2 separate regions of the Homo sapiens genome follow, and region 2 is linked to region 1. The links are chromatin loops, found by intact Hi-C in ENCODE. Cell type or tissue: B cell. All regions are shown on one strand. Links, peaks and the distances in the headings refer to the core of each region. The heading gives the core; the rest is flanking DNA.

Evidence for each region. Peaks named below come from ENCODE experiments on the same cell type or tissue, not always from the same donor. Only the 100,000 strongest peaks of a DNase experiment are listed, where the experiment ranks them.
Region 2: a loop joins it to region 1, with 1.9 times the contacts of the local background. A loop is called at or near these places in 2 of 110 quality-filtered maps.

What each region holds. Positions count from the first base shown.
Region 1 is chr6:38,007,904-38,017,776 of GRCh38, forward strand. The region is part of intron 2 of ZFAND3 (zinc finger AN1-type containing 3); the gene reads left to right. Among named protein-coding and RNA genes, the nearest start is that of ZFAND3, 190 kb to the left of the region's middle. RefSeq lists a silencer at 4,690-4,984. In B cell, for the core only: CTCF peaks have their summits at 4,900 (motif pointing left) and 5,106; a DNase peak (open chromatin) is centred at 4,868.
Region 2 is chr6:37,876,940-37,886,812 of GRCh38, forward strand. The region is part of intron 1 of ZFAND3 (zinc finger AN1-type containing 3); the gene reads left to right. Among named protein-coding and RNA genes, the nearest start is that of ZFAND3, 62 kb to the left of the region's middle. RefSeq lists enhancers at 1,510-1,579, 4,310-4,875 and a silencer at 2,760-2,960. In B cell, for the core only: no CTCF peak of the experiment used is centred there; a DNase peak (open chromatin) is centred at 4,612; H3K27ac peaks cover 677 bases.

The DNA.
Region 1 (9,873 bases), core at 3,264-7,263:
CTTGAAATCTTGAAGAATGATTTAGGGCCTTGTTACCCAAAGTCTGATCCAGGGACTAGCTACATTAATAGCACTTGGGAGCTGCTGGAAATACAGGCCTCACCCCAGACCTGCTGGATCAGAACCTGCATTTTAACAAGATCCCCAGGTGATTCACATGCATAGCAGGTTTAAGATACTGATTTAGAGTACCTTTCTGAAAACAAGGGTTTCAGTTAGGTAACTTTCACATAGCCTTTGCCTTATCTAATTAACAAGTGTTCCAAAACCAGGATTATTAGAATAAATAGGTTGTTGAGAATAGCAATTAAGACTAGCCTTAAAAAAAGGTAGTATAGAAAGGCCTTGAGACCTGCATTAATGATAATATAGCTTATAATTAGCTTATCAATTAAATATGCATGGCTGTATCTAAAGGGCTTGAAAACTGTTTTTAAGGTTTTTCTTTTCTATCTTGATTTTATATTTAGGAAAACCCAGGTAAACTCACAAATAGAGGAACATTTTTTTAAGCAGGAAAATATGTAACAATTTTTGGGCCAAATGCTTAAGAAGTGAGAATTTTGAAATGGAAACAAAAGTTGGAATCTGTCTTAGAAGTAATCTACTCCACCCCTTCTCTCCCAGCAGTTTGAGTGCTCTATTTAAAGCTAGAATTTTGAGCATGAGAACGCCACTGTGGACAACAGAGAGATTTTCTCTCTCTCTCACCTCTTCTCTTTCTCTCCTTCTATCTCCCCCTCCACCACCATCTCTCTCATCTTCTTCCCTTTGTCCCCACCCCATTGCTTTTTTCTTTCTGCTTTTCCTGTTCCCTATCCTTACGCAGGATTGTTTTACTGTTAGCCAGGTTAAGTTTAAGCTTCTTGAGGACTTTAGTACTGAAAGACAATGGCTCACTTGTAAGACCTAGTTGAAGAGTACAGATTTAGATTTGTTCAGTGTGCTGTGATCTGTAAAAAAAAAAAATCACAATGGGATTTCTACTAATGGATATGTAAATATATAATCATTCCTTTTATGCTTACATCCAGGGTTTAATTAATCCTTTGGTAATTAAGAATCCCTTCAAAGTTTGCTTGTGAGCATGTTGTTCCGACCAGCTATTAGCTCCTATACTAAAATTGGTTGCCTTGCAGACCTGTGTTATCAGTAATAAGCACCTCAAAAGTCACTCAGGAGGAAAACCGAATGGAAGACCTGAGCAGAGGGAATCTTCATTGTATACCTTTTTGTGTCTTTTGAATTGAGCCCTTTGAGTATATTAACTAATCAAATAAATAGTTAAATAAAATTTAAAGAGAAAACTTTCTAAACTTTTTCACTATGAGTGTGTGATCTCTGATGCCAGGTACTGTTTTGTGGAAGGGGAGAAAATACTAGGTTTCGGTAGCATCTTAACAAGTGATAAATGCTTTTGGCTTTATTTCTCACTGACATCTTGTACTTCTGGTGGTGTATTTCTTCTTTCTACTGACCAGCAAGTAAGTTCCAAAATACTGCTGAATATCAGGTTAGAAGAGAGCCAGTGTTTATTTCCCACCCTGCAGTCTTCAGTGTAAATATCTGAAAATGGTTATATTGGGAGAGACAAAAAGATCTTCCAAATCTCTCTTATACATCTGTTAGTCTACAAGAGCTTGCCAAAACTGTATTCTGAACTTTTACAGGATCCTGCTATAACCCAGCATACGTAGCCACCATCCAGATTTTGTTTTAAAAGTAGGTGTGGTTTAATTTATATTGAAGGAGGTTTCCCAGGAAGTTCCTGGGCCAGATTAGGTCTCCTCCTTCATCTTAAACTCCAATAGAAATACAGAAACCTCTCTGCTTTGATCTGAATATGTTTTAAGAGACAATGTTATGACTGGTGGTTACCGTTGCATTTTAAGTTATAAACAGTATGTAGCCACTTGCCAGAATTAACAAATAGGTTAGAGTTACATTACATTCTTTTGAATCTGAAATTGATATTTTATCACTTGTTTTGGCCTTTTTGCTGAAATGAGAATTTGTGGACGGTGGGGGCGCAAGAGAAAAAAATGTTGGTTCCATGTCTGTCAGGTAACTGGCAGAGTTAAATTCCTATGGCATATTTCTGGTCGCAAAAACATCACTAAATGTCTAAATAAAGACCAAAACACTTCTAACATTGAATATTGACATAAATGTGAACTGTACATATATTTAAGACAGAAACTAAGCACAAGATAATATTTACCCAGTTATTCCAGCTCAGGGTGCCAGGTGAGAACCAGCCCTGGACAGGGCACCATCCCATTGCAGGGCGCACTCACAGTCACTCATTCTGGAACCGTTTAGACTCATCAATGAACCTAGCATGCATAGCTTTGGGATGTGGGAAGAGTACGCAGAAAAAAAACAGGTGTGCATGGGGAGAAGGTGTGAACCATATAGACAGTGGCCTCAGTTGGGAGTTGATTTTTTTCCCCCCTTACCATCCTTCTAATGAAATGATGTTGAAGGAAACAGTGTTATTTGAGGAGCCATTGTACAGGACTTTAACTGGGATTTTGAAAGTTTATATCTAACACTGTCATTTTGATTAGATTAATTCAGGTTTGGTGATATGTTGCTTGCTTTTGTCTTCAGCTGTTAAGTCTTTTCATGCCCTGGTCTATGACAAACATGGACCTGTTTTCTGTCACTATCATTTTGCTTTTACGCCCCCAACCTTTTTTTTTTTTTTTTCCGAGACAGGATCTTGCTCTGTCACCCAGGCTGGAGTGCAATGGCGCAATCTCAGCTCACTGCAACCTCCGCCTCACGGGTTCAAGCAATTCTCTTGCCTCAGCCTCCCGAGTAGCTGGGATTACAGGCGCCTGCCACCATGCCTGGCTAATTTTTTGTATTTTTAGTAGAGATGGGGTTTCACCATGTTGGCCAGGTTGGTCTCAAACTCCTGACCTCAGGTGATCCGCTCACCTCGGCCTCCCAAAGTGCTGGGATTACAGGTTTGAGCCACTGCGCCCGGCCCAACTTTTTTTTTTTTTTTTTTTTAAAGAGATGAGGACTCACTGTGTTGCACAGCCTGGTCTTGAACTCTTGGGCCCAAGTGATCCTCGCACCTCAGCGTCTCAAGTAGCTGGCACTTACAGGTGCATGCCAATGACTGGCTCATTTTGCTTTTTCTAAAAATTCATATTAATGGATGTATACAGTTGTGTCTGGCTTGTTTCAATTCGCATAATACGTTTGGGACTCATTCATGTTGTTTTCATGTAGTTTGTTCCTTTTCATTGCTTTCCATTGCATAAATTTACCACAGTTTGTTGAGCTGATGGATATTTGGGTTATTTCCAGTATTGGAGTATTTTAAGTTTCTGTAGACCTTTGAGTACAGGTCTTTGTATGAATGTATGCTTTTATTTTCTTGCATAAATACACACAGTAGAATTTTGGGGTTGTATGATAAAGTACAGCAGCTGTATGCTTAACTTTATAAGAAACTGCCAAACTGTTTTCCAGAGTGGCCGTACTGTTTTACAAATTCCCATCAGTAGTACATGAGCGTTCCAGTTGCTCCATATCCTTGCCAACACCTGGTGTTGTCAGTCTTTAAAAAATTTTGGTCATTCCACTGAGTGTGGAATGTAGTTTTAATTTGTATTTTTAATTTTAATTTGTAGTTTTAATTTTCATTTCCTTTTGGTTTGTGGATTTGTACTTTGTGGCATTTATGCTAAAAGTACCAAGGAGGAAGAAAGTTGTTTTTTTCTTCAGATTGTTATCATCTTGGTTTGTAACTTGTATGTTCTCAGAACATTATTTGATTCTCCACAATCAGTAGCACAATTAATTTTATATTAATTGGTTTTGTAGTTGTCCAGAACTCTATTACACTTAAAACGTGATCAAATACTATAAATTATTATATCATTTATGATCACACCTGATCAATTAAGAGGATTCGGGGAAGGTAAAACTTCATGTAAATCTTTGGAAAATGGTTTTAACCTGTTTCTCAGCTAATTAAAGAATACGTAGCTATATTTCTTGTCATTCTTTTTTTGGAAACTATAATATGAAAGTTCAAAATATAAAAAAGATACTTAAAATTAGACATTTGATAGTTGGGATATGTTATAGTACTTTGAAACAAATTCTGTAATAGTATTCAGAATTGAGATGTTTAGCACACACTGCGTCAGTTATGTTAAATGGTGGGGATGGGGTGTGGCAGGCAGTAGTGGAATGTAGAATGCTGCTGTATGCTGTGTAATGTAAGCATCTCCGTTCCTAGTGGAGAAGTTGCGTCGTGTTCTCAAGAAGCACAGAGGGAGACATTTGGTAAAGTACCAAGTAGTTGAATGAAATACAGTACATAGCAGATAAATTTTGTATATACTAACAAATCAGTAGCTATATTTGATATCCTGGGTAGCCGTATTTGATATCCAAACTATTAACACTTCATTACCCTGAAGAGCTTCCTCCTTTCTTTTTGATAGTATTTTTTTTTTTTTTTTTTTGAGTCGGAGTCGTGCACTGTCACCCAGGCTGGAGTGCAGTGGCGCGATCTTGGCTCACTGCAACCTCCGCCTCCCGGGTTCAAGGGATTCTTCTGCCTCAGCTTCCCGAGTAGCTGGGACTACAGGTGCGTGCCACCACGCCTGGCTAATTTTTGTGTTTTTAGTAGAGACTGGGCTTCACCATATTGGTCAGGCTGATCTTGAACTCCTGACCTCGTGATCCAGCCGCCTCGGCCTTCCAAAGTGCTGCAATTACAGGTGTGAGCCACCATGCCTGGCTGATAGTAATTTTTAATCTTTATGTGATGAGGTGTGCAGGTCCAGAAATCGTAACATGAATGGCAGTTAAAGGCCTTTGAGAAAGTAGGGGAGGGTGATGGATGCATCAGCCTCGGCCACCCTCTAGTGGCTGCTCTGACCATATTGCAACTTCAGTTGATCCTCTTAAGTGTACATCAGGAGGGGGAATGGCTGAGGGGCTTGTTGTTTTTTATACAAAATTCTTTTTTGTATTATAAAACATCTGGAGTAATCTAGAGGAATAACTTCAGTAAGGAGTTACCTTAAATATCAACATTGGTTATTTGGGTACTAGGATTATGGATGATTTTATTTTCATAATTATACTTGAGTGTATTTTCTAAATTTTACGTAGTCAACTTTTTGTTCTAAGTCAGAGAAACAGAAAGGAAGACTCACTGATCACCTCTGTGTGCCAGACACTGTTATATATATCATTCCTAATTCCTAATACACGAATTTGAGTTACATTGATTAGTATATACAAAATTTATGTCCTGTATTTTCAACTTCACTTGGGGCTTTAATGGAACACTATCATTCGCTAACATTTTTGTGGCACAGACTTCTTGCTGATGTTGTTTACCAGAGTGTCCTTTGATTCTACTTCAGTCTTGCCTAGTAAAGTCATCTTTCTCCCTTAATGAATATCTCACCTTCTTTCGGGACCACTCACCAGTCTGTGAACCTTCAAAACAAATACATTCCATGTTCTTATTCATGTTGACATATGTTTGATATAGTACATACTGCCGTCTGTTGTAGTTATTTGTGTGTATTGCCTATTTCCTAGCTTTGCATCCTACAGCCCCAGAACAACACATAGAAAGCACACAGTATTTGCCTAAAACCATATATTGGAAGCTTCTACCTGCCTCAGTTTGTGATGTAATGGTATTTGACTTATTTTAATCAGTTGCTTGGCATTGTAGCACATTTTCCTAGAACCAGTATTTCAAATGGTGTGTAGGTGCCTAAGCCCTGAAATACTGGTTTTAAAACTTAGCCACACATTTAAAAACTGGAGAGTTAAAAAAAAAACAAAAAAAACCTCCAATGTCCAGGTTACACCTCATACACGTGGAATCAAAGTATTTGGAATGGAAGCCAGGTATCAGTATTTTTAAAAAAGACACCCCATGTTATTTGGATGTTCAGCAAAAGTTAATGAACCACTACCCTATTTAATCTATACTGCATGGGTACTAAAGTTAAACTCCTGACATTTAAAGTTTTGCTTTTGGGGAAAATACTTTTCTCAAGCCAGATGCAAGAGGTTTTGATGGCATAAGACCTACAGATAACTAACAGGCTTATTTAAGCCCAGGTATTTATTGTTAAAGGAGGTATTTGTCCAACTTACTCTCAAATAGTTCCCAAAAAATGTTTGCAAGGGGAGAGAGAGAGAATGAGAATGGTAAAGCAAATGGGGGCAAAATGTAAACGGTTGCTGAATTCTATAAAGGCTGTATGGGATTGACTAATATTAGTCGTGCAACTTTTTTGTAAGTTTGTAAAACTTTTTAAAAGTTTTGTTAAAAAGAGAGAGAGAATTTGTTAACACAGATAAATCACTAATTGGTGAAATAGTAGAGATTTTTGTTTGTAATTTTACTTTATTATTATTATTATTATTTTTTTTTTTTTGAGATGGAGTTTCACTCTTGTCGCCTAGGCTGGAGTGCCGTGGCGCGATCTTGGCTCACTGCAACCTCCACCTCCCTGGTTTAAGCGATTCTCCCGCCTCAGCCTCCCGAGTAGCTGGGATTACAGGCACCTGCCACCATGCCCAGCTAATTTTTGTATTTTTAGTAGAGACGGGGTTTTGTCATATGAGTCAGGCTGGTCTTGAACTCCTGACCTCAGGTGATCTACCCGCCTCAGCCTCCCAAAGTGCTGGGATTACAGGCGTGAGCCACCATGGCCAGCCCTAGATTTTTGTTTTTAATTTTTAAAAATATTGGAGTGCACAGAGTATATCTGGCTTCAATCATCTCTTTTCATTCATGTTGCTGTTTGACTGAAATCCTCTTTCTCCTGGCGGATGGGATTGGCGGGTGGTCCTATTTTCTAAAGGGAGGAGGCATTTCCTATTTAATCTTGAGGATACAGGGAAGATGGTATAGAGTTAAGCATCAACCCACTTCTCTGTCTCTTCTTTTTGCCTCTTCTTTCTGCTTCATTGGCACAAAATACTGTTTCCATTAAGATGCTTAAAAGTGATGCAGGTGCAGTTCTGCAAATTTAGAAAATAATCATTCGTTGGAAGATACGTTAGATCGTTTAATTTTAACCTCCTGCTTTTTACCAATATGATGACTAAACCAAGACTGGTAGATGTAACCTTATACTTTATTTAAGGTCTACAAGGAGGAGGAGTATATATTTTACTGTTTCTCTTGTTATCTAGAATTTAACATGGGATATTTACCTTTAGGGAAATCTTTTATATTATAACTCTGCCCTGGATGCTTAGTTAGTTAACTGTGCTTTTGTAGTTTCTTTAAGGATTGTGGCTAGTAATTATGAAAATATACTAAATCTCATTACTAATCAGAGAAATGCAAATTAAAACAAAAATGAGGTAATTTCACACCATTTTATTGGCAAAAATTAAAATGTCTGGCACTGCCAAATGTTAATGAGGATGTGTGGGCTCTGCTATTGGTGGGTGTAAGAATTGAATACTGCCTTCATGAACAGTTTGGCAATATTTGATAAAGGAGGCATTCCTTTTGGCCTGACATTTCTAAGTCTGTATTCTGGAAATGCTTGTTCAAAGGAGTCAGGTACAAGAGTATTCATCATAGCAGTGTTTATGTTAATGGAAAACTTAGAAACAAGCCAACTCTCCAGCAGCAAGTGAATAGATTAATTGTGGTTTGTTCATACCCTAGAACACTATGCAGCTATTAGCAAGGAATACATCTCAAAAACATGGTTGAATTAAAAAACAAGTTTCTGAATGATGTGTATGTATGACACCATTATATAAAGTTGGGCAACTTGCAAAATCTTGTGTTTGTGGATACTTATTTGTAGAAATAGTATTAAAACATGCATTGGAATGCAAACCCTGAACCAAATTTAGGATAGCAGTTACTTCTAGGAAACAGAGAAGGGTATAGGATTTGAGGAGTACACACAGATTTTCAACTTGACCTGTGGTGTTTTCTTTCTTATTAAAACTCTGAAGCAAATATAGTGAAATGTTAAGATTAGACAAAGCTAGCTAGTGGGTGCAGTTGTTGTGTTATTCTCTGTAACTTTCTGTATATTTATAAAATACATGATTAGATACATTGAGGGTAGTATGTTTATAATGGGCCATACATTCAGTCACCAGTGGTAACATAGAACAGCAGACTGTGTCTTGCAGATGAGACCTAAGACAGTAGTTCCTTAGACAGTAGTTCAGAACTTAGGTTTTGGAGTCAAATATACCTGGATTAAATTACAGCTTATCCACTTGTTAGCCATCTGACTTTGGGCTTTAGTGTGCACATCTATGAAGTAACAATCAAACTTACCTCTTAGAGGTGGGTTGTGAGATTTTAAAAAAGTATGCTTCAAGTAATACCCACTCAATATATGATAGCTTCATTTAGCCTTTAACCACCTAGATTAAATAATTCTTGTTTCAAAGAACCATACTTCAGAGAACCATGGGACGATATGTTACAAATACAATATCGCTTCTTTTCTGTATGACTGGCATAATTAAAAGTTTCTAAAAGGCAAGTCCATGCCAGAACTTAAGAGAACACACTGGAGTTATATTCTGTACTGAGTTCCACCTACAAACTTAATTATGAAAGATGGTTGAGGTTAACTTTGTTATTGTGCTTTCCTCCTGGATAAGCTTGCTTTTTAAAAGGAAAAAGCTCCTTTAAAAATAGGTTCAGTTAAACTTACAATTTTGCAGCAACCTCAAATCCTCACTCTTAATGGATTTGTCCAGTGAAAATGGTAAACAAGAACACATACATGGTATGTAAAGGTAGATATAGGTACAACAAATGAAAGTATATTTTCCTGGACTGGAAAAATTCCTTTTTGCAAAGGTTATGTTTTTGTTGATCCTTTTCTTGATTTTCAGTGCAGAATTACTGTTAATATATTTTAATTGACCTTTGAGAGCTGTCTTAGGGATCTCTAGAAATATTATTAAATATATTCATAAGCCAGGCTCAGATATTCATAATCCATAGCGAGGAAAACTCTTCCTTACTATGTGTCAGAAAGAGAAGAAGGTAGATGACCTCTCTCCCCCAAATGTCTTGAACTTCCCTTTTCTAACCTGGCATTGCTTGCTTGCCTTCTGACCAAATTCATCACATTGGGAAGTGGAAGTATACATTGCTATCTGATGAGATTTCATTTTAAAAGTTCTCCCCAGTGAAAGCATTATAGGCACTTCAGAGTTGTGGGTGTTTGGCAGGTGTCTACAGCCAAGGAGAGTGAGGGAAAAGTGTTTCAAGCCCAGCTGTGTGGTAGAAATGGAGCATCTTCATCCAGCATCTCCCAGTGAATTGATCATGTGTGGAAACACCAGTCCAAAAGGTAACTCACAGCTTATGGAGGGACCAGAAGCTTTGGAATAAAGCACAGGAGAAGGAACCCATGTGAGGAAGTTGGGCAGGAGCTGTTTGGCGTTACAGTTAGAAGCATTGCCTTTCCATTCCACGATGACTTCAACTGGTATTTGAAGCTAGTTATTAGTGTGCCCAGTGAGCCATGCATTTCTGAGGTATCTCAGTGTTTTTAAAATAAAGTCTGAAATCTTGATCTGCTTAGTTCCACCAAACCCTGTTCAAATTTTCTGAAGGCACTTTAGCAGAGCTTGTCTTTTCATTTTGTGAATACTAAACTGTAAACAATGTTCTTAAAGCGGTAAAGGGAATATACATTTTTAGAATTTCTATATTTGATACTTGAAAAGTTGGGATAGAGGAGAGACCTGGTGTTTGTGTCTCACTGGAGAGGGAAACTCCTGCTCCCATTAAAAAAAAAAAGAATCATATATTTCTAGATGTATATTTCAGTCTTCCGGGAAACTCCCTTTACAGTTTACCTTCCT
Region 2 (9,873 bases), core at 3,053-7,052, 130 kb before region 1:
GTGGAGACTCTGGAAATGCATCAATTAGTTCTATGCCTGCAACAATCATTTCCTTGAGTGACACACAGATCCTAGGTTTTAATCTTTGTGTATTTATGCAAGTACTTTATGTATATGAAAGGAGGGCTGGAGGGTTTTGTATAGGTCTTTAATTACACACACGTGCATGCGACATTTTTAAAATTTATTTCACCAGTGGGAATCAATAAAGTGGGTGATTTATTGTTTATCCTGATTATGGACAAATCATACCACTTCTTTCTTGGGAGCATTGTTTTGTTGGTATTTCTTCCACACTTGTGAGGGAAAAAAAGTCCTTAGTGCAGCATTGTCATTTCTTATCCTGTACATATTTAATATGAACCTCAGATTATCATGGAAATTGATTGTTTCCTTGGTAGCTGGTTGTGGAGTGTTTTTGTTTTTGTTTTTGTTTTTTAATTTTTCCCTGTAAAGAATTGAAGGGTATCAGAGAAAAAAGCAGGAGTCCAGACGAGATAATGGTGGCTTGGATTACAGTAGTAATAGAGGAGATGGTGAGAAGTAGTCAGTTTGGGGCTATGTTTTTGCAAGCCTTGTGATAGACTGGATGTGAGGTGAAAGAAGAGGAGTCAGAGATAATGCTTAGGTTTCTAGTTTAGCACTGAGCAATCCAGTGGATGATGGTTTCACTTACTGAGGTGGGAGGATCTACTGTGTAAACATAATTTGTTAAGAACTTTACATGCTTGATATTGCTTACTTGTGGCAGGGCTGGGATTCAAACCCAGGGAGGCTCACAACAAAGCTAGTGTTCCAAACACTACAAAGTACTATGTATTAATAGCTTCTTCTGGGAACTACTGATATTGAGAGGAGATGCGGAGAGAGAATGAAGCAAGAGCCAAACCAGACAAAGTCTTGGTCAAGCTAAGAAGTCCGAGTTTTATTTTAAGTGAAGCAGACGCTGGAAGGTTTTAAGCAGGGAATGACTTAATCAGACTTACACAATGCAAAAAGATCAATCTGGCTGCTTTCGTGGAGAACAGATTTTAGAAATGAGGTAGGAACAACAGCTGTATCAGTCCAGGCAGGAGATGATGGTGGCTAGATGGTTGGTGACAGCAGTAGTTGGAGAGAAGTAGGCAGATTGGAAACAAATTTGCAATACAGTGAGAGTTGTGTGGGAACTCGTACAAATGTGGACAGCCTGTGACACTGGAGGGAAAGTATGATCCGATCCAATCCAATCCCTATTTGATTTATGGAGGTTCTCCACACAGTCATTAGCTCAGCTTGAGTCACTCCAGGAGCTCACTGCCATTACTATCCGTGGGACAGTGGGAGAGACAGATTGAGGGCAGATCACTGGAGTGATGAAGGGGGCTTGATGCAGCACTATGTGTGAGCCCTATCCTGAATGAGTTTGGACAGACAGAGGCAAGCCGAGGTCAGGCCTTGAACGCCCTGCTGAGTAGAGGGTTGTGTTGTAGGCTCCCCAGCGCTTGATGTAGCTCTGAGAGGTGAGGCAGGGCTTGATGTAGCTCTGAGAGGTGAGGCAGGGCTTGATGTAGCTCTGAGAGGTGAGGCAGGGCCTAGATCCCTCCCGCTTGGCATAGCCCTGCCCCTGTGACCTGAACACCCCACAGCAGCACCCTGGGGCTGAGCAGCTGGGGAGTCCCACCACTGGCAGCTACAGCCTCCTCCTCTGCTGGCCGAGGCAGTTTGTCCTGCTGGTTGTGTAGTTTCTTGAAACTAGGAGAAGTGAAACAACTTCAAGCTGTTAGATTTGGGAATTAGTTTAGTTTCTGGAAAGGATTTGTCCTAGCCTAGTCTGGTTGATCAGATTTTTTAGTGGCAAGGAAGAGACACTTAGTAATCACAGGGATGGAATGAGAGGTAAACATTTTGTGTCATTTATTATATAGGCACCCAATCTCCGTGTTCCTGGTGAAGTTCTTAAGAAGCTAGGAAAGTGTCTGTTTCTCCAGGACAGGTCAGCTGCTCCAGGTAACCTTTCCCAGCCCTGTGAGTTAATTCTAGAGCTGGATTGGATTGATTTTAGCATTCTTGTGCCAGGGTCAAATATCCTTCTTGGTCACAACTGGAGTCAGGAATCTCAGAGGAAGAGCCCCTTATCCCCAACCCGTATGTAGTTGAGTATTAGCCAAAGTAAATTGATTTTTCTTCATCCAAACCCCTGTGACATGTGTAACTGTTGGTTTTATGTTCCTTACAAAGTATACCTTGGAGAAATCACTGAAGAGTGGGATAGGGTGAGAGAATAGGTTGGGACCACCATGCTCAGAACTATCTTTGTATGTGATGGGATGCTTAATATCACTTCTTTGGTCCAGCAAGAACAGGTTTCTGCTTTACCTCTAATTCCAAATGCAGAAGTTTTTTTTGTTTTTTGTTTTGTTTTTTTTTTGTGGGGGAGCGGGTGGTGGTGGTGCAGGGAGTAGGTAGGGGAAGATTGGTGTTAGAAATGGGGGGAATTGCATGGAACCATCTTTATTATTCTTGATACCCACATGGACTTGCATACTTGGGTTAGTTATTTCTTGTGGCTGTGAAATGGAGTTTTCTCTCTGTGTAACTGACAAATATATAGGTATATCTGTGTACTAGAACCCAATTAAATGAGTTAACTGTAATTAAAGGTACTTAAAAATGTGTGTTTCTTAAACTTTATTTTGCCTGTATTTGGTGAATATTTTAAAAGAGTATTCAAGTAACTGGGATGAATGAGCATGCTTTTTCTCAATCTGGATGATAGTAAATTCATTATTGGTAGAAGATATTATCCTGCCTGTTATAGAACTTTCAGAATGTGAGTTAGGGTATGAAATACTGAATAACACTTGAAACCAGATATATCTGGTACTTAATTCTTTTGAACTGAATACTGCATTATTTTCAGGATAGCATGAAGATGTTGGCTTGGAACTTTTGAAGGGGCTGCGTTATAGACTCTGCATGGAGACAAACCATTAGTACTAACCACCTGGCTGTATTCTAAGGCTTAAAAGCAAAATCTTTATGTGTGATGTTTTGTATATTTGGCTTAAAAAATTCACCAGCTTTTAGAGGTTGTGAGATATGGGTCATTTTTGTTCAGATAAGAGAGGTCAATAAAGCATTTACTAACATGAAATGTTTTTCTTTTCTCCTTTCTCAGTATTAAAAGAAAGGTGAATGGACAAAAAGCCAATAAAGGGCTTAATTTTAAAAATGTAGCAACAAAAACTCACACTCTGGCTGTCATGGTACTTGAAGCTTCATATTTCAAAACTGTATTAACAGCTTTAGAAATAAACTTTACAGTAGCTGCATGGTGTCAACCAGTGCTTTTCTCCTTTGCTTTATCCTATTGTGTCAGCAGGGATGTTGCAGCAATTCTTTTTGATCTAAAAATTACTTTGTTCTGGAGCTGAAAAAGAAAAATGTTCTAATCTCCCACTAAAATTTTACCTGACAGTGAGGTCAGTCAAACAATGGAATAACTTGCTAAGGGAGTTCAGTGAGAATCTTTCACCAGAGATGTCCTGAAGTTGACTAGAATGAGCCAGTTGGAATCTGAAGATCAAGTTGGAAAAGTCCTCCAGGATGAGATACCCCCTCTGAACCAAATTTTTAAAAAGGAGTTAAAAAGTGTGTATTACAAGGTTTGAGAAAACAGTGCCTATTTATTCAGAACTTAGTTTCAGGTCTGTTTTGTACTTTACAAAACATCTTTCATGAAGGATATATTTGATAATGGAAAGTATTTTTTTTTTAAAGCTGTATAGTTCTGAATCACAAATGATTGTGCTATCGTGTATATTCTGAAAAGTTCGTGATTAAATCACCTACTGTTGTGTGCTAGCACCTCATAAAAAATACTCTTCAATGAGATCACATGGACACAGGAAGGGGAATATCACACTCTGGGGACTGTGGTGGGGTCGGGGGAGGGGGGAGGGATAGCATTGGGAGATATACCTAATGATAGATGACACGTTGGTGGGTGCAGCGCACCAGCATGGCACATGTATACATATGTAACTAACCTGCACAATGTGCACATGTACCCTAAAACTTAGAGTATAAAAAAAAAAAAAAATACTCTTCAAGGGAAGGCTGATTATGATAGTCTTTATTTTTATTTATTTATGTTTTTTGTTTTTTTGAGATGGAGTCTTGCTCTATTGCCCAGGCTGGAGTGCAGTGGTGCAATCTATACTTACTGCAGCCTCCACCTCCCGGGTTCAAGAGATTCTCCTGCCTCAGTCTCCCAAGTAGCTGGGACCACAGCTGCACGCCACGATGCCCAGCTAATTTTTTATTTAATCTTTTTGTATTTTTAGTAGAGATGGGGTTTCCGTATGTTGACCAGCCTGGTCTCGAACTCCTGGCCTCCAGTGATCTGCCCACCTTGGCCTCCCAAAGTGTTGGGATTACAGGCGTGAGCCACTGTGCCCAGCCTATGATAGTCTTTAAATTAAAGACCTAGTTGGGTGGCTGGCAAGACTGTCAGTCATTATTAATGCCAGAGATCTGGATTTGATGGTCTGTTCTGTCTTTCTGCTTAGGCCAGCAGGAGGTAGGATTGCTGCTGGAGGGGAAGCTGTTAGCTCTGGGGCAGGCTAAATCTTTAATCTCTCCACAGGTTCCTCTTTCACTAATTAGAAAAGAAAACAGCTGGGCTGCAGGAGCTTTGCTGTTTTCAGATCTCCTTAGCCAAAAAGTACGAGCTATATAGGGTTTTGAACATAACAATAGAGCACTAAAAATACGAATTTTTAGTCTTTGGGACCTTCATAGAGATTTTTGTTCCTTGCTCCTTAGGGTTTGAAAGAAAAGTTCAGTGTTGAGAGCTGGACTTCAGGGATAGGGGTAGGCAAGAGTAGAGTTGAATGCTGTTTGTATTTAGAATTTCAACAATTTTAGTTAAAAAAAAAAACATTCCTTTGGATGCTAGTATATGGTAAGAAGTACAACGAATTCAAAAACATTCCTGTATAATCACATGAAGACTATAGGTCAGTGGTGCAGAGCTCAGCATGTCGTCTGTGTCATGACAATTTTGTTCTTTTCACTTCTTAATAGCCAATTTAATTTTGCAGCAAAATGTGTCCAATGTTGAATTTTCCAGGTTCTCTAAAGTATGTCTCGTGCAAAGATAGCTCTGACATTAGGGTCCTTTTCAGTGGTCCAGTTGGGTGGCCATGTTGCTGGAGTGGGAGGGGAGTGGGATTTAACTTTAGGCCTTGTGTTAGCAAAAGTATTACTCTTTGTTTGTTTGCCATGTAGGCAGTCCAACCTCCCCTGAAATAGAAATGACTAGTAATGATTTGTTTCTTGTCAGTATGAGGTAGACCACACGAAGCCCCTCCCCGTAGGCTCTTCAGATTCTGTTTATTTTGGGGGCAGTAGTCAAATCAGAAGCATGATATAGCCGCCCCCCCAATTCTCTTCCTCCTTCCCTTTGCCCAAGGATAGGATACTTGTTAAGGTTAGGGCTCCCAGGCCTAGGGTCCCTTTGATGCTTGAAAGGATTGCATGGCAAGCTATGTTTTTCTGGATTAGTCCTAGGGTTTAGTCCCTGCTACACACACTGCTGCTATACTTCCCCCTTGGAGAAGGAAATGAATGTAATTCCCATATAATTGGGAAATGCCAACCTCACTGGTCTGTGCCCCTCCCAATCCCCACCACCCCCATTTGTTTGGTTTGGAGTGTTTGTGCCCCCCACCCTTCCACCCTTTTGGATATTAGAGATGTGGGCCATGGCCAGACTAGGTTAGCCCACTACCTGGTCTGGGCTGCATACAAAGATAATGAACAGGGAGTAGCTGGCCACTTCTTTTGGCATTTCTTTACAGAAATCCTCTTTGTTTCTATGTCTGTTCACTGTGGGACTTTGGAATTTCTTTGTGTTTATCCCATAAACATTTTCTCTTGCTCAGGACATTCCAGTGGTTGCTTAATGTTTCTCTAGTACCATCCAGTGTATGGCTATATTTAAAACATGTAGCCTGGGTGCATTGTCTCATGCCTATAATCCTAGCACTTTGAGAGGCCAAGGCAGAAGAATCATTTGAGGCCAGGAGTTCAAGACCAGCCTGGGCAACATAGTGAGACCCCTTCTCTACAAAAAAATTTAAAAACAATTAGCTCGGTATAGAGTTGTGCACCTGTAGTCCTAGCCACTTGGGAGGCTACATTGGGAAGATCCCTTGAGCCCAGGAGTTTGAGGTTGCAGTGAACTATGATCACGCCACTGCTCTACAGCCTGGGTGACAGAATGAGACTCTTTTTGTACAAAAACACAAACAAAACTAAAGCATCTTACAGTCCTAGTTAATAAAGTCAATAAAGTGAGTCACACATAGTACAAGCAGTGTACAAAGCACATCCAGAGAGTAAGTTTAGCATCCTAAGATAGTTTTATCTTACTGTACCAGCAATATTGTCACAGTAAAGAGAATTAACATTGGATGGCCCCCACCCCCTACCCTTCGCTGTTGAACGTATAGAAAGTACCCAGACTACAAATGAGTTTTGTTTGCAGATATTTTAAATAATGAAGACTGTAGAAATCTACCCCATATTTAAATGATGTATACCTTTTCTTTTCTTTCTTTCTTTTTTTTTTTTGAGACGGAGTCTCGCTCTGTTGCCCAGGCTGGAGTGCAGCGGCACAATCTTGGCTCACTGCAACCTCTGCCTCCTGGGTTCAAGCAATTCTCTGCCTCAGCCTCCTGAGTAGCTGGGATTACAGGTGCCCGCCACCATGCCTGGCTAATTTTTGTATTTTTAGTAGAGACAAGGTTTCACCATCTTGGTCAGGCTGGTCTTGAACTCCTGACCTCATGATCCACCTGTCTCGGCCTCCCAAAGTGCTGGGATTACAGGCGTGAGCCGCCGTGCCCGGCTTGATGGATACCTTTTCATTATCTATTTCCCTTTCTCCCGTCCACCTAACTAGTTCATAATGTATGTTCAGGAGATTCGCCAGGCCTGGGAACCTTTAGCCAGAGTTTCTGAAGGTTATAGTCATCCTTGGTGGAGAAAACTTGGATGACCAAGAGCTTTACAAGGGCCCTAGAGCTCCTGGGTAGGGAAAGATGTCTAGAGTTCTGATGTATGTGTAGCTCTTATAATAGAGATTGATTTTTAACTTGATCACATGGAAGTGGGAGATTAGAATGGTTTTGATATTGTTTGAGTCTAATCAGGGCTTTACAAGTGATTGAAAATGAAATATACCTTGATTCAGGAAAGTGAGAATTGAGAATTACGTCAGGTGGCTGGATGCGGTGGCTCACGCCTGTAATCCCAGCACTTTGGGCGGCTGAGGTGGGTGGATCACCTGAGGTCGAGAGTTTGAGACCAGCCTGGCCAACACAGAGAAACCTTATCTTTACTAAAAAATACAAAATTAGCCAGGCGTGGTGGCGCATGCCTGTAATCCCAGCTACTTGGGAGGCTGAGGCAGGAGAACCACTTGAACCTGGGAGGCGGAGATTGCGGTGAGCCAAGATCGCGCCATTGCACTCCAGCCTGGGCAAAAAGAGCGAAACTCTAGCTCAAAAAAAAAAAAAAAAAAAAAAAAAGAATTACATCAGGTAAGTTTGCATGTCTTTTGAGAGATTGTTAGGCTGTAATTCCAGTGTGGCTTCAAGCTCCAGACCAAAATACCAATGAAATACTCTAGACCAAAAGGCCAAATGAAAATCATTTGTCATTTATCTGCTACTCTAAATATCAAGTGGCAGGGCAAGATTACCAACAAGTACATTAGATTGTAGGGTCATTCCAGGTATGCAGTGATGTCACTCAGAACGCTTTTCTGAGAGATGTGAATGAAGAAGAAAAATTATCAGTGGATTCCTCAAGTTGCTGTTGCATAGAGAACATTTATCATACTTCAGTCACTCTAGCCCTTGCCAGATAGGACTAGTTTCCAAATCCACATGTGAATTTTGGGTTGGAATTTTGAATTCATCTATATTTTCCCTCCACCTTCAAATTCCATTTCTGATGGAAATGAGATGAGTAAATCTAACAAGGCTCTTGTAACAGACATCCACATGATTGTTTTCAGAAATCTAGTTTTCGAGCCTCTTTCTTCCAACAGTACCATCATTGCTCAGAATGTCTTGGGGGCCTCTTGAATCTGTACTCAGGTACTGAAGAGCATCTCTGGTGGCCAATCATCTTTTGGAGCTTGTATTTGTCTTTGGGTGGGAGAAATGATTAACATGTTTTTTAGAGACAAGATTGGGAAAAAAGGGGTGGGTAATTGTCAAGTTGAAGGATACTAAAGGTCTCTATTGAGGTGACTATAAAGAGCAATGAAAAGAATATTTCCAGAGATTTGGAGTCACAAGACTTGTGTGACCTTGGTTTCCTCATCCCTAGGAATACATTTATATGGTTTATAAATGAAGATCTGGGCTAGACGCGGTGGCTCACGTCTGTAATCCCAGCACTCTGGGGGGCTGTGGAGGGCAGATTAACTGAGGTCAGGAGTTAGAGACCAGCCTGGCCAACATGGTGAAACCCCGTTTCTTCTAAAAATACAAAAATTAGCCAGGTGTGGTGGCATACGCCTGTAATCCCAGCTACTTGAGAGACTGAGGCAGGAGAATTGCTTGAGCCTGGGAGGCGGAGGTTGCAGTGAGCTGAGATCGTGCCACTGCACTCTAGCCTGGCTGACAGAGCAAGACTCTGTCTCAAAATAAATAAATAAAAATAGATGTAGAGCTGAAGACAGTTCTGAAGAATTTCAACCTTATTTGAGTAATGGTGTTGATGTCCAAAATTATTTCCTTGAGATTACTCCTTTAAAAGACAGCACTTAATTGGGCATAGAATTTGTTTGCTTGGGGAGAGGGGCAGAAAAAGTCAGTATACTTTGCCAACTCCTAGGCTCAAGTGATCCTCCTGCCTCAGCCTCCCAAAGTGCTGGGATTACACGTGTGAGCCCAGCCAGAAGTCAGTATACTTCTGAGCGGAAGCAACTGAACAACTATTTTAAGTTCGAACAGGCCAGGTGCGGTGGCTTATGCCAGTAATCCCAGCACTTTGGGAAGCTGAGGTGGGTGGATCACTTGAGGTCAGGAGTTCGAGACCAGCCTGGCCAAAATGGTGAAACCCCATCTCTATTAAAAATACAAAAACCAGCCGGGCGTGGAGGCAGGTGCCTGTAGTCCCAGCTATTCAGGAGGCTGTGGCAGGAGAATTGCTTGAACCCAGGAGGTGGAGGTTGCAGTGAGCTGAGATTGCGCCACTGCACTCCAGCCTAGGCTACAGAGCGAGACTCTGTCTCAAAAAAAAAAAAAAAAAAAAAAAAAAAAAAAAAAAAAAAAAAAAGTTCAAAGAATATGCTGTTACTCAACCTTGATTACTACAACCAACCTTAATGACAAAGAAACCAATGGTAGGTTTAAATTCAGTAATGTGATCTTAGGTAAATCACTTGTGCATCTCTGGGCCTCAGTTTTCTGTCTGTACAATTAGGAATTTAGATTTGATTTGTTAGAACACAAGCCTTGTTGGTTTGAAAGGCTGAATCCTAAAATAGTACAAGTTGTTTGGGTCAGAAGTAGTGGTTTCTAATCACAGGAGATTTTCTGCAGTCATATCATGGAAAGGACCCTTGATTCCACATTGGTCTCTTCAGCACTGTTGCTCAGTAAAGCTATTAAGAAGGTGGTACTGAGGTACATGTGCATGAGTATCCATGCATATGCTACAAGTGAGAATTCCATGTTTTGGATTTTATAATTAAGAAGCTATTAGTTGTCTGGACGTGGTGGTTCACGCCTGTAATCCTGATACTTTGGGAGGCCAAGGTGGGCGCATCACTTGAGGCCAGGGGTTCAAGACCAGGTTGGCCAACAT